Linked DNA regions of Homo sapiens: region 2 is linked to region 1. A link is an interaction called in ENCODE POLR2A ChIA-PET data of the cell type or tissue named here. Cell type or tissue: B cell. All regions are shown on one strand. Each heading gives the region's core, and the rest is flanking DNA. Links, peaks and the distances in the headings are about the cores only.

What was found. ChIA-PET counts read pairs that join two places held together with the same protein. Peaks named below come from ENCODE experiments on the same cell type or tissue, not always from the same donor. Only the 100,000 strongest peaks of a DNase experiment are listed, where the experiment ranks them.
Region 2: POLR2A ChIA-PET joins it to region 1 with 10 read pairs; 2 of 35 experiments call an interaction of 5 or more read pairs at or near these places.

Annotation. Positions count from the first base shown.
Region 1 is chr11:63,854,919-63,860,296 of GRCh38, reverse strand. The region is part of intron 1 of MARK2 (microtubule affinity regulating kinase 2); the gene reads right to left. Among named protein-coding and RNA genes, the nearest start is that of MARK2, 18 kb to the right of the region's middle. In B cell, for the core only: no CTCF peak of the experiment used is centred there; no DNase peak of the experiment used is centred there; H3K27ac peaks cover 555 bases.
Region 2 is chr11:64,885,888-64,891,265 of GRCh38, reverse strand. MIR194-2HG (MIR194-2 host gene) reads left to right here. Exons shown (of 3, transcript NR_133640.1): 3 at 1,926-2,808. MIR192 (microRNA 192) reads left to right here and starts at 20; the gene lies at 20-129. RefSeq lists a silencer at 3,111-3,470 and an enhancer at 3,304-3,874. In B cell, for the core only: a CTCF peak has its summit at 3,210 (motif pointing right); a DNase peak (open chromatin) is centred at 3,195; H3K4me3 peaks cover 420 bases; H3K27ac peaks cover 766 bases.

The DNA.
Region 1 (5,378 bases), core at 317-5,316:
CAGGAGTGAGCCACTGCACCCAGCCGACATGAGTTTTAAAAGATTTGCTTAAAGTTGGTCAAAGTGACTATTAGAGGAGGCCCAAGGTCTATTATTTGTAGGACTTAGGGAAGCTGTTAAAAGTTAGAGGTGCTATGGAAATTGGAGAATGAGTATATGCAAAAGAACAAAGTTGAGAATTACAGGGTAGTTTACAGATTATATACTACTACAATTTTCCCTGTCACTTAAGGACTTGTCAAGGAAATACAAAGTTCACACACTGCTACAAACACTCCAAATAAACCTACCTCTTACAGGAAAAATAAAGTATACCTACATAACAGTGGGGTTTACAGGTATGTTTCATTAAGAAACAAGGGTTAGAGGCCGGATGTGGTGGCTCATGACTGTCATCCCAGTACTTTAGGAGGCCACGGCAGGTGGATCACCAGGTCAAGAGTTGAAGACCAGCCTGGCCATCATGGCAAAATCCTGTCTCTACTAAAAATACAAAAATAAGCCGGGCATGGTGGCACGCACCCGTAGTTCCAGCTACTCGGGAGGCCGAGGCAGGAGATTTGCTTGAATCTGGGAGGTGGAGGCTGCAGTGAGCTGAGATCCGGCCACCGCACTCCAGCCTGGGCGACAGAGTGGGACTCTGTCTCGAAAAAAAAAAAGAAAGATAGAAATAGGGGTTAGCCCAGGCATGGGCTTGTGCCTGTAATCCTAGTACTTTGGGAGGCCAAGGTGGGTGGATCACGAGGTCAGGAATTCAAGACCAGCCTGGCCAACATGGTGAAACCCTTTCTCTACTAAAAATACAAAAATTAACCGGGTATACTGGCGGGCACCTGCAATCCCAGCTACTCAGGAGGCTGAGGCAGGAGAATTGCTTGAACCTGTGAGGCGGAGGGTTGCCGTGGGCCGAGATCGTGCCACTGCACTCCAGCCTGCGTGACAGAGCAGGACTCCTTCTCGGGGAAAAAAAAAAAAAAGAAATAAACAGGTTAAAAAGAGTCAAGTACAAAAGGAAAAGAAACAAAAAGAAACAAAGTATGTCAGGTCTCAAGCCACCCAGGGAATAGACTATTGAGTGTCTGGCCTTAGTGACTGCAGCCTACCAGCTCTCAGCTATTGTAGGCACCAAGGTTCTTCAAGGATAGAAGCTGTGTAAGCGTTGCAGTTTTCAAATTTGGAACTGACCAATAGCCAACATATAAGTTAAAAAAAAAACAAAAAAACACAAACCTACCTCATAATAAAACACAAACCTCATAATAAAATCCAAGTAAGCCAAATGATCTTTTTAATGGAATAAAAAAACATAAAGTAATGCTATGTATTCAAAGGAGGAAATGAGCCAACTTTGGCCAAGGTCCATCAGGTCACTGAGAACCAGCTTCCTCAGCTAGAACAACTGAAAACCAAGACAGCAAGTGCCTTCCTGAGGCCCAGCCAGGGCCCCAGAAATTGCAAAACAGAGGCTCATTATGAGGTCATAGCAAGTAATCAACCAATCGAGGACAGGGATTATCAGTCCTATCTCTGTTTACAAAAGAGTTCTCACACTGTCTGGAATCCCTTTACTCTTACTGATGACGTCAAATGGCTTTCTTCATGTGGGTGATAGCTACTGATATTTATTGTATTAAAATTAAAACTGGCCAGGCACAGTGGCTCAGGCCTGTAATCCCAGCACTTTAGGAGGCAGAGGCAGGTGGATCACGAGGTCAGGAGTTCGAGACCAGCCTGAACAACATGGTGAAAACCCTATCTCTACTAAAAGTACAAAAATTAGCCGGGTGTGGTGGCGCATGCCTGTAATCCCAGCTACTCAAGAGGCTGAGGCAGGAGAATCACTTGAACCTGGGAGGTTGCAGGGAGTGGAGATCGTGCCATTGCACTCCAGCCTGGGTGATAGAGTGAGACACTGTCTCAAAAAAAAAAATTACAACTGAGAAAATGTTACACTATTAACTCATGTAAAATTATATTACAGGGCCAGGCACAGTGGCTCATGCCCGTAATCCTAGCACTTTGGGAGGCCGAGGCAGGCAGATCAATTGAAGCCAGGAGCCTAGCCAACATGGCAAAACCCTGTCTCTACTAAAAATACAAAAATGAGCCAAGTGTGGTGCTGTGCACCTGTAATCCCAGCTAGTTGGGAGGCTGAGGCACAAGAATCGCTTGATCCCAGGAGGCAGAGGTTGTAGTGAGCTGAGATGGTGCCACTGCACTCCACCCTGGGTGACAAAGCAAAACTCCATCTCAAAAAACAAAACAAAACAATAATAACGATGATAATATAGCCAGGCACAATGGCTCATGTCTATAATCCCAGCACTCTGGGAGGCTGAGATGAGAGGATTGCTTGAGCCTGGGAGGTTGAGACTGCAATGAGCCGAGATCATGCCATTCCACTCTAACCCGGGTGACAGAATGAGAACTTGTCTCAAAAAATAAAAAAATAAAAAAAAAATGTATCAACCAAAGTCATGGAGAACCAAACCAAGTTTTGTCTACAACCATGATTCTTACAGTTTTTGGTTTCAGGACTCTTTGCATTTTGAAAAATAACTGAACACCCAGAAGCTTTTGTTTATATGAATTTTATCTATCAGTATTTACTATATTAGAAATTCAAGTGAGGAAAAATTTAAATATGTATCAATTCATTTAACAGAACATGAGTAAACTCATTACATGTAAACATAAATGACTTATTTTTAATAAAAAACTTATTTTCCAAACCACAACTAAATATATACCAAAGGAAGTCTACCTGATGAACTAATCTTATAATGCAATCAAAACAAAACAGCTGACCAAAAAACAGGCTGGGGCGGTGGCTCATGCCTGTAATCCCAGCACTTTGGGAGGCCAAGGCAGGCAGATCACCTGAGGTAAGGAGTTCGAGACCAGCCTGACCAACATGGAGACCAGCCTGACCAACATGGAGAAACCCCGTCTCTACTAAAATGCAAAAATCACTTGGTGGCAAGTGCCTATAATCCCAGCTACTGGGAAGGCAGAGGCAGGAGAACTGCTTGAACCTGGGAGGTGGAAGTTGCAGTGAGCCAACATCGTGCCACCACACTCCACCCTGGGTGATAAAGTGAGGCTGTCTCAAAAAACAACAAATACTAACAAATTAAAGAAAGAAAACGAACAAAAAGGAAATGAGTATAAAAACTGAAAAATTTAGGCCGGGCGTGGTGGCTCATGCCTGCAATCCCAGCACTTTGGGAGGCCGAGGCGGGCGGATCATGAGGTCAGGAGATCGAGACCATCCTGGCTAACACGGTGAAACCCCATCTCTAATAAAAATACAAAAAATTAGCCGGGCATGGTGGGGGGCGCCTGTAGTCCCTCCCAGCTACTCGGGAGGCTGAGGCAGGAGAATGGCGTGAACCCGGGAGGCAGAGCTTGCAGTGAGCCGAGATGGCGCCACTGCACTCCAGCCTGGGCGAGAGAGTGAGAGAGCGAGAGAGCGAGAGAGACTTTGTCTCAAAAAAAAAAAAAAAAAAAAAAAAAAAAAAAAAAAAACATGAAAAATTTAAAAATGGAAAAAAATGAGAAAAATAAAAAACAAGACAGGTTGCAGTGGCTCATACCTGTAATCCTAGCTCTTTGGGAGGCCGAGGTTGGCGGATCACTTAGGCCAGGAGTTCGAGACCAGCCTGGCCAACATGGCGAAACACTGTCTCTACTAAATATACAAAAATTAGCCGGGTGTGGTAGCGCACACCTGTAATCTCAGCTACTTGGGAGGCGGAGGTGGGAGGATCAACTGAGCCTGGAGAGGTCAAGGCTGCAATGAGCTGAGATCACGCCACTGCACTCCAGCCTGGGCAACAGAGTAAGACTCTGTTTCAAAATAAATAAACCAACAATAAAGAAATTAAAAGGGAAAATGAGAAAAAAATTTAAGAAATAAAGAAAAAAGGGGAGAAAAAGAATAAACAAGCCATATATTTAAAAAAAAAAAAAAAACAAAAAAAAAAAACCCACAGGGCCAGTGGTGTATGTATCAGAAGGAGGAAATCAGTTATCTTTGGTCAAAGTCCCTCACATCACAGAGAACTAGCTTCTGGAACCAGAAGGACTGCAAACCAAAGTACTGAATGCCTCTTTGAGGCCCAGGCAGGGATTATACTGGGGCTGGGAACCAGCAAAACAAGAGCTCCTTATGAAGTCAAAGCAAGTAACCAACCAACCGATCAAGACAAGGGCCCCATGTTTTGTCTGCTACCGTGGTTTTCTCACCTTTGGTCTCAAGAACTCTTTATATGCTTAAAAAATTATTGAGGACTACACAGCTATCTTATTAGAAATTGAAACTAATTTTAAAAAATATTTATTAATCCATTCAAGATCATAAATCCACATGTTTATGCTAATAATCTTTTTAAAATAAAAAACCTGTATTTTCCAAAACAAAATGAAATTTCACCACAAGAGTAGCAGTGCTTTACATTCTTGCACATCTCTTTAATGTCTGGCTTAATGAAAGACAGCTGACTTCTCTCTGCTTCCACATTCAATGTGTTTTCATAAGTTGTTTTGGTTGAAACATATGAAGAAAATCTCACTTCACAGAGACATGTAGTTGAAAAATAGAGTTCAACAGCCTTTCAGATACTGAGGATTTTCTTCTTTGATACTACACCAAAATTCAACAAGTGGTAGTTTTTAAAGGCTAGTTGCAATGTGGAACCTGAAATTTTATCAAGGAACATTTCATATACTTTTACATTAGTCATCCTGCACTGTTTTTTTTTTTTTTTGTTTTTGAAATAAGGTCTCACTCTGTTGCCCAGGCTGGGGTACAGTGGCACAATCACAACTTACTACAGCCTTGACCTTGGGCTCAAGAGATCTTCTCGCCTCAGCCTCCTGAGTGGTTAGGACTGCAGGTGCATATCACCATGCTTAGCTAATTTTTTAAACATTTTAGCAGAGATGATGAGGTCTTGCCATGTTGCAGAGGCTGGTCTTGAACTTCTGACCTCAAGCGATCCTCCCTCCTCAGCTTCCCAAAGTGCTGACATTACAGGCGTGAGCCACCATGCCTGGCCTCGTCCTGCACTTTGAATGGCTCTTTTACCCACTAGCAATCTGGAAAATATTTCTTCACTGAATTGTGCAGAATTTCCAAACACTGACGTTTCACACAATGTCAAAAAATCACATTCATTAATTTTACTACCAATCTCGGAAAAGTTTTAGCAGACACAAGTTTTCCAAAATTCTAATTTTCACTTGAAAACTTGAATTTTATCACTGGCAACAATGACAGGCTCACTTTGTTCATTTTCATAAAATGTCCATATGAACAACTCTAGTTTGTCCATCAGTTGTTCTTTCAAGAAAAAATTATGATCCCTGCAGCTGGT
Region 2 (5,378 bases), core at 77-5,076, 1.0 Mb before region 1:
GGAGGGCTGTCGGTGGGCTGCCGAGACCGAGTGCACAGGGCTCTGACCTATGAATTGACAGCCAGTGCTCTCGTCTCCCCTCTGGCTGCCAATTCCATAGGTCACAGGTATGTTCGCCTCAATGCCAGCCACCAGGACCTGCAGGGATAGGGGAGGGCCGGGGGTGTCCAGCAGTCAGCAGAGATCCTGCGACCCCAGTGCAGCACTCATGGTCCCACCTCCCTCTGTCTCATTCCCCGTGAATGAGCCTGAACAGCTTCAGTCCTGCCCCTGCCCTGCCTGCCCTGTGGCACCTCTATGCTTTGCCCATGCTGTTCCCTTGGGCTGCAATACTCTTCCTAGCTTATTTGCCAGGCTCACTCTTACTAACCCTTTCAAGCTCTGTCCAAGCATTTGCTGCCTCCAGAAGGCCTTATTGAAGCTTCTAAGTCCCCACCTGGGCACCCCCACACAGTGCTGCCGCAGAGCACTGCCCTCTCGGAGCCCCGGTGCTGGTTTCTGCTTATGTCTCGCTCCTCTCCCCATCTGTGAGCTCAGTTCCCAGCCCAGGCGCGTGCCCAATAAATGTTTGCTGAACCAATCCTGAGCCTCTGTCTTGCACCCTGAGGAAGCACCCACCGACATGCAGTGTGGCCAAGGGGGGCTGAGTGCTCTAGGCCCAGTGTTTGTGCTGGAGCCCCCCCACCCAGGATGGGGCCCTGAGCCAGCCTCCCCATCTGCTTCCTACTCTCCCCTCCTTTGCCAGTCTCATCTCCCTGGAGCACAGCCCTGTGGTTGGTGGAGCAGCTTCTCCAGCCCCTAGGATTCCTAAGAGGGCCCAGGACCCCAGCTGCTGGTAGAGGAAGAGCAGCCAACCCAGGACAGGACAGCTGACCCCACCCCTGTCCCGCCTCCCACAACAGCCTCATTTCCACCTATTTCTTTGTGGTGTTTGTTTGTTTGTTTTGAGACAGAGTCTTGCTCTGTTGCCCAGGCTGGAATGCAACAGGCTTCCTCCCAGGAGGAAGCCTCCCCTCCTGGCATGATCTCAGCTCACTGCAACCTCTGCCTCCTGGGTTCAAGCGATTCTCCTGCCTCAGCCTCCCAAATAGCTGAGATTACAGGCATGCACCACCATGCCCAGCTAATTTTTGTGTTTTTAGTAGAGACTGGGTTTCACCATGTTGGCCAGGCTGGTCTCGAACTCCTGACCTCAGATAATCTGCCCACCTCGGCCTCCCAGAGTGCCGGGATTATAGGTGTGAGCCACCGCGCCCAGCCCCACCTGTTTCTTATACAACGGGGTTCTGAGGAAATTTTCCTTTTTTTTTTTTTTTTTTTTTGAGACAGGGTCTTGCTCGCTTTGTCACCCAGGCTGGAGCGCAGTGGTACAATCACAGCTTGCTGCAGCCTCCACCTGCCAGGGCTCACACAGTCCTCCCATCTCAGCCTCCCAAATAGCTGTGACTACAGGCACGTGCCACCATGCCTGGTTAATTTTTGTATTTTTCGTAGAGATGGGGTTTCACCATGTTGCCCAGGCTGGTCTCAAATTCCTGGCCTCAAGCAGTCCTGCCTCAGCCCCCCAAACTGCTGGGATTACAGGCATGAGCCACTGTGCCCTGTCAGAATTTTTCATTTGAATAAAAAGGTTTCTGGTACTACAAAATAAAATTTGTAAAATGGGAAATAGAGACCTAGGAATAAATGTCAAATTGCTTAATAACAGGCGTTGGCTATTGAGCCCTTTCTGTCTGCTGGGCACGCACATCCAGGACCTGGTCCTCCTGGCATCCATCATGAACCTGTTTGGGACAGGAGGACACAGGCTCAGAGAGGGTGCACATTTGCTGAAGTCACAGAGCAAGTTGGACCTTCTCCTGGGGACTGTAGGCAGCCAACAAACATCTGGCCCCTAAGACACTGTCTCTCTCCCCTTCCCACAGGCAGCTCTGCTCACACTGTCCTGGCTGCTCTGAATCCCTGGGCCCCGATTGGCCCCTGCCGTGGCCCAGCTCAGCAACCCCTCCCTGCAGACCATCCCATGACTCTGCAGGCGCTGCTCCCCTCTCTGCCCACACCCCGGCTTCGTGGGCCTCTCCCGCCACCCTTATCTCATTCCCTACAGAGTTAAGGAGCCCTGTGTGCTTATCTAATCCTGTGCTAGTTTCAGACTCCTTGAGGGCAAGGTCCATGACTTACTCATCCTCCCTGGCTGCTTCCCCCACCCACCAGCATAGTAGGTGTTCAGGATACATGGGCTGGATGGTAGGGCCCTGGACTCTAACCCTCTTGGGGCTGTCAGGCCTCAGACTCAGAGCACTGGCATAGGGTGAAAGGGGAGCAGACAGCAGCCACCCTGCCCTGGGGGTCCTCCTGCATCTGCCTCTGCAGAGCACTGCGATCCCACAAAGGCCTGCGAGGGCTATTGGAGACCTGTTCCAATGCATGAGCAAGGCGGATCCAGCACCCTCCCCCAGCTCCTTGAGCCCACTGACCTGTGTCCTTTACCCAGCAGGCCCTGGGCCCATGCACATTTCCCTGGCCTGGGTCTCACCTCCAACCCCTCTCAGAACTCCTCAAGACCTGCCCAAGGGTCACTCCCTCGCGGACACCTGCCTGGCCCCCCGCCCCGCCCCCCATTACCCCACTCACTGGCTCCCTGGATGCTCTGTGGCTGGGATGTTAGCGCCCCCATCATGCCCCATCACCCACACCGGGCTATTTCCCCCACCAGCCTGAAAGCCCCCAGGAGTGGCGGCCACTGACTTTTTTCCTGTAGCCTCAGACTCAAAGGAGGCACTTAATAAATGCACACAGAAGGACTGACCTTGTGCATGAGCAAAGTTGCTTAGGGAGGGAGCCTAGACACAGTGGGGCGGTCAGCACAGAGCTGGCGGTGGGAGGCCTCAGTAGTATTGTCTTTGTCCCATCGTCCACACCACACGTGTGTGAAACGCTACGCTGACAGAGGCCCTGAGAGGTTGTGCAGATTGACCGTACGCCAGCCTCAGAGAGAGAAGGCCCAGGCGGGGAGGAGTAAAGCCTCCCTGGGAGAGGTGAGTGTGAGGTCGGCGTTTGCTGAGGTGAACCCCAGAAACAGGTCGTGATCACTGGAGGAGGAAGGAATGCCAGGGGCAAAGATGCAGAAACCGGACGGAGGCGCGGGGCGGGCGGGGACAGCTTCCTCTTCTGCAAGGCTTACTCCCGGTGGCCACCACTAGGGGGCGCCCCGGGCACCCCTCCCAAGCGGGGCGGGGCCAACCCTCCCCACCGCGCGGCTCCCAAGGCCTGGGGGAGCAGCCCCTGGGTTCGCCTTCCCCGGGCCGCCTAGAACTGCGCCTGGCCTGGCCAGGACACTGTCCTGGGCCTAGGGCACAGCCCAGGTGCCAGCGTCCTACACACAGTTGCGGGTCCCAGGCGCGCACTGCCTTACCCAAGGTGGCCCTGGTGGGGCTCTTCCCGCTGTGGTGTGTATAAAACATCACTGTATAATGTATATTCATAGAATTCACAATGAGTCCCCATGTAACAACCTGCAGAGCCCCCAAATATGCCCTTCCAGGTCCCCCCCGCCCATGGTCAGCACAGTTCTGAGTGTTAAGGTAATCACTTCCTCTCCTTTCTCTGGGATTTACTACCCCGTACACTTTCCCAAACAGTCTGCGAGCATTTTGTCTGGCTTTCTTGTTATTAATGTAAATGGAATCACGGTGCCGTGTCTGGCTGAGTCTCATGCAGTTGATGGAGCCGAAGCTTCTTCACTCTTGTTCACTGCTGTATAGTGAAGAGAACACTTGGGGTTATTATGAGCGCTGTTATTATGAGCACTGTTGGGATTATAATGAGTATTGTAATGCACAGATTCTACTGCAGGGTGCTTCTCCAGCAGGGGCTGTCAGGTCATGGAGTGGTGGACCTAACACTGGACCAGGCCACATGGTGTGCCTAATAAAGGACAGCTGGGTACAGGCCTTTTTTTGATTTTGTTTTTCTTTTTTTTTTTGAGACGGAGTCTCATTCTGTTGCCCAGGAATGCAGTGGCTTGATCTCAGCTCACTGCAAGCTCTGCCTCCCGGGTTCAAACGATTCTCCCGCCTCAGCCTCCCGAGTAGCGGGGATTACAGGCACCCACCACCATGCCCAGCTAATTTTTGTATTTTAGTAGAGATGGGGTTTCACCATGTTGGCCAGGCTGGTCTTGAGCTCCTAATCCCAGGGGATCTGCCCACCTCGGCCTCTCAAAGTTCTGAGATTACAGGCGTGAGCCACCGTGCCCGGCTGTCTTTCTGTTTTTCTTTTTGACAATGATGACAGCTTCAGAAAAGTTGCAAGAAAAGTACGAACAACATCCATATACTGTTTATTTTGATTCATTGACAGTTAACACTTTGCAATTATATATATATACACATATTTATATATATACATATATATACACATATTTATATATATACATATATATACACATATTTATATATATACATATATATACACATATTTATATATATATACATATATATATATACACATATTTATATATATATACATATATATACACATATTTATATATATATATACATATATATACATATTTATATATATATATATACACATATATATATATTTTTTGAGACGGAGTTTCTCTCTTATTGCCCAGGCTGGAGTGCAATAGCGCTCACTGCAACCTCCGCCTCCCAGGTTCAAGCAATTCTCCTGCCTCAGCCTCCCGAGTAGCTGGGATTACAGGCATGCGCCACCACACCTGGCTAATTTTTGTATTTTTAGTAGAGACGGGGTTTCTCCATGTTGGTCAGGGTGTTCTCGAACTCCCGACCTCAGGTGATCTGCCCGCCTCGGCCTCCCAAAGTGCTGGGATTACAGGCATGAGCCACCATACCCGGCCTGCAATAATATTTGCTCCCTTTTCTCTCTCTCTCTCTGTCTGGCACCCACATACACACATACACACACACATATTTTCTGAACCACGGGAGAGTAAGTTACATAAGTCCTAGCCCTTTACCCTTAAATATTTCAACATGTATCTCCTAAGAAAAATGACATTTCTTACGCAACCACAAGACAAGTACCAAATTCAGGCCTGATGACAGTGATGCAATGCTATTATCTAACGTACAGTCCACTTTCAAATGTCTCTGATTGTCCCAGTCTGCCAGGACCACGCTTCACATCTGGTGTCAGCTCTCCTCAGTCTTCTTTAATCCAGAACCATCCTCAGCCTTTCTTTGTTTTTCAAGACCTTGATATTTTTGAAGAGTCTAGATCAGTTGTTTTGTAGAGTGTTTCTCATCTTTTTCTCTCCATTTCCCCCCAATTAAACAAGTCAAGTACATCCATTATATACATTTGGACAACATAGAAAAGTAAATAAAAAT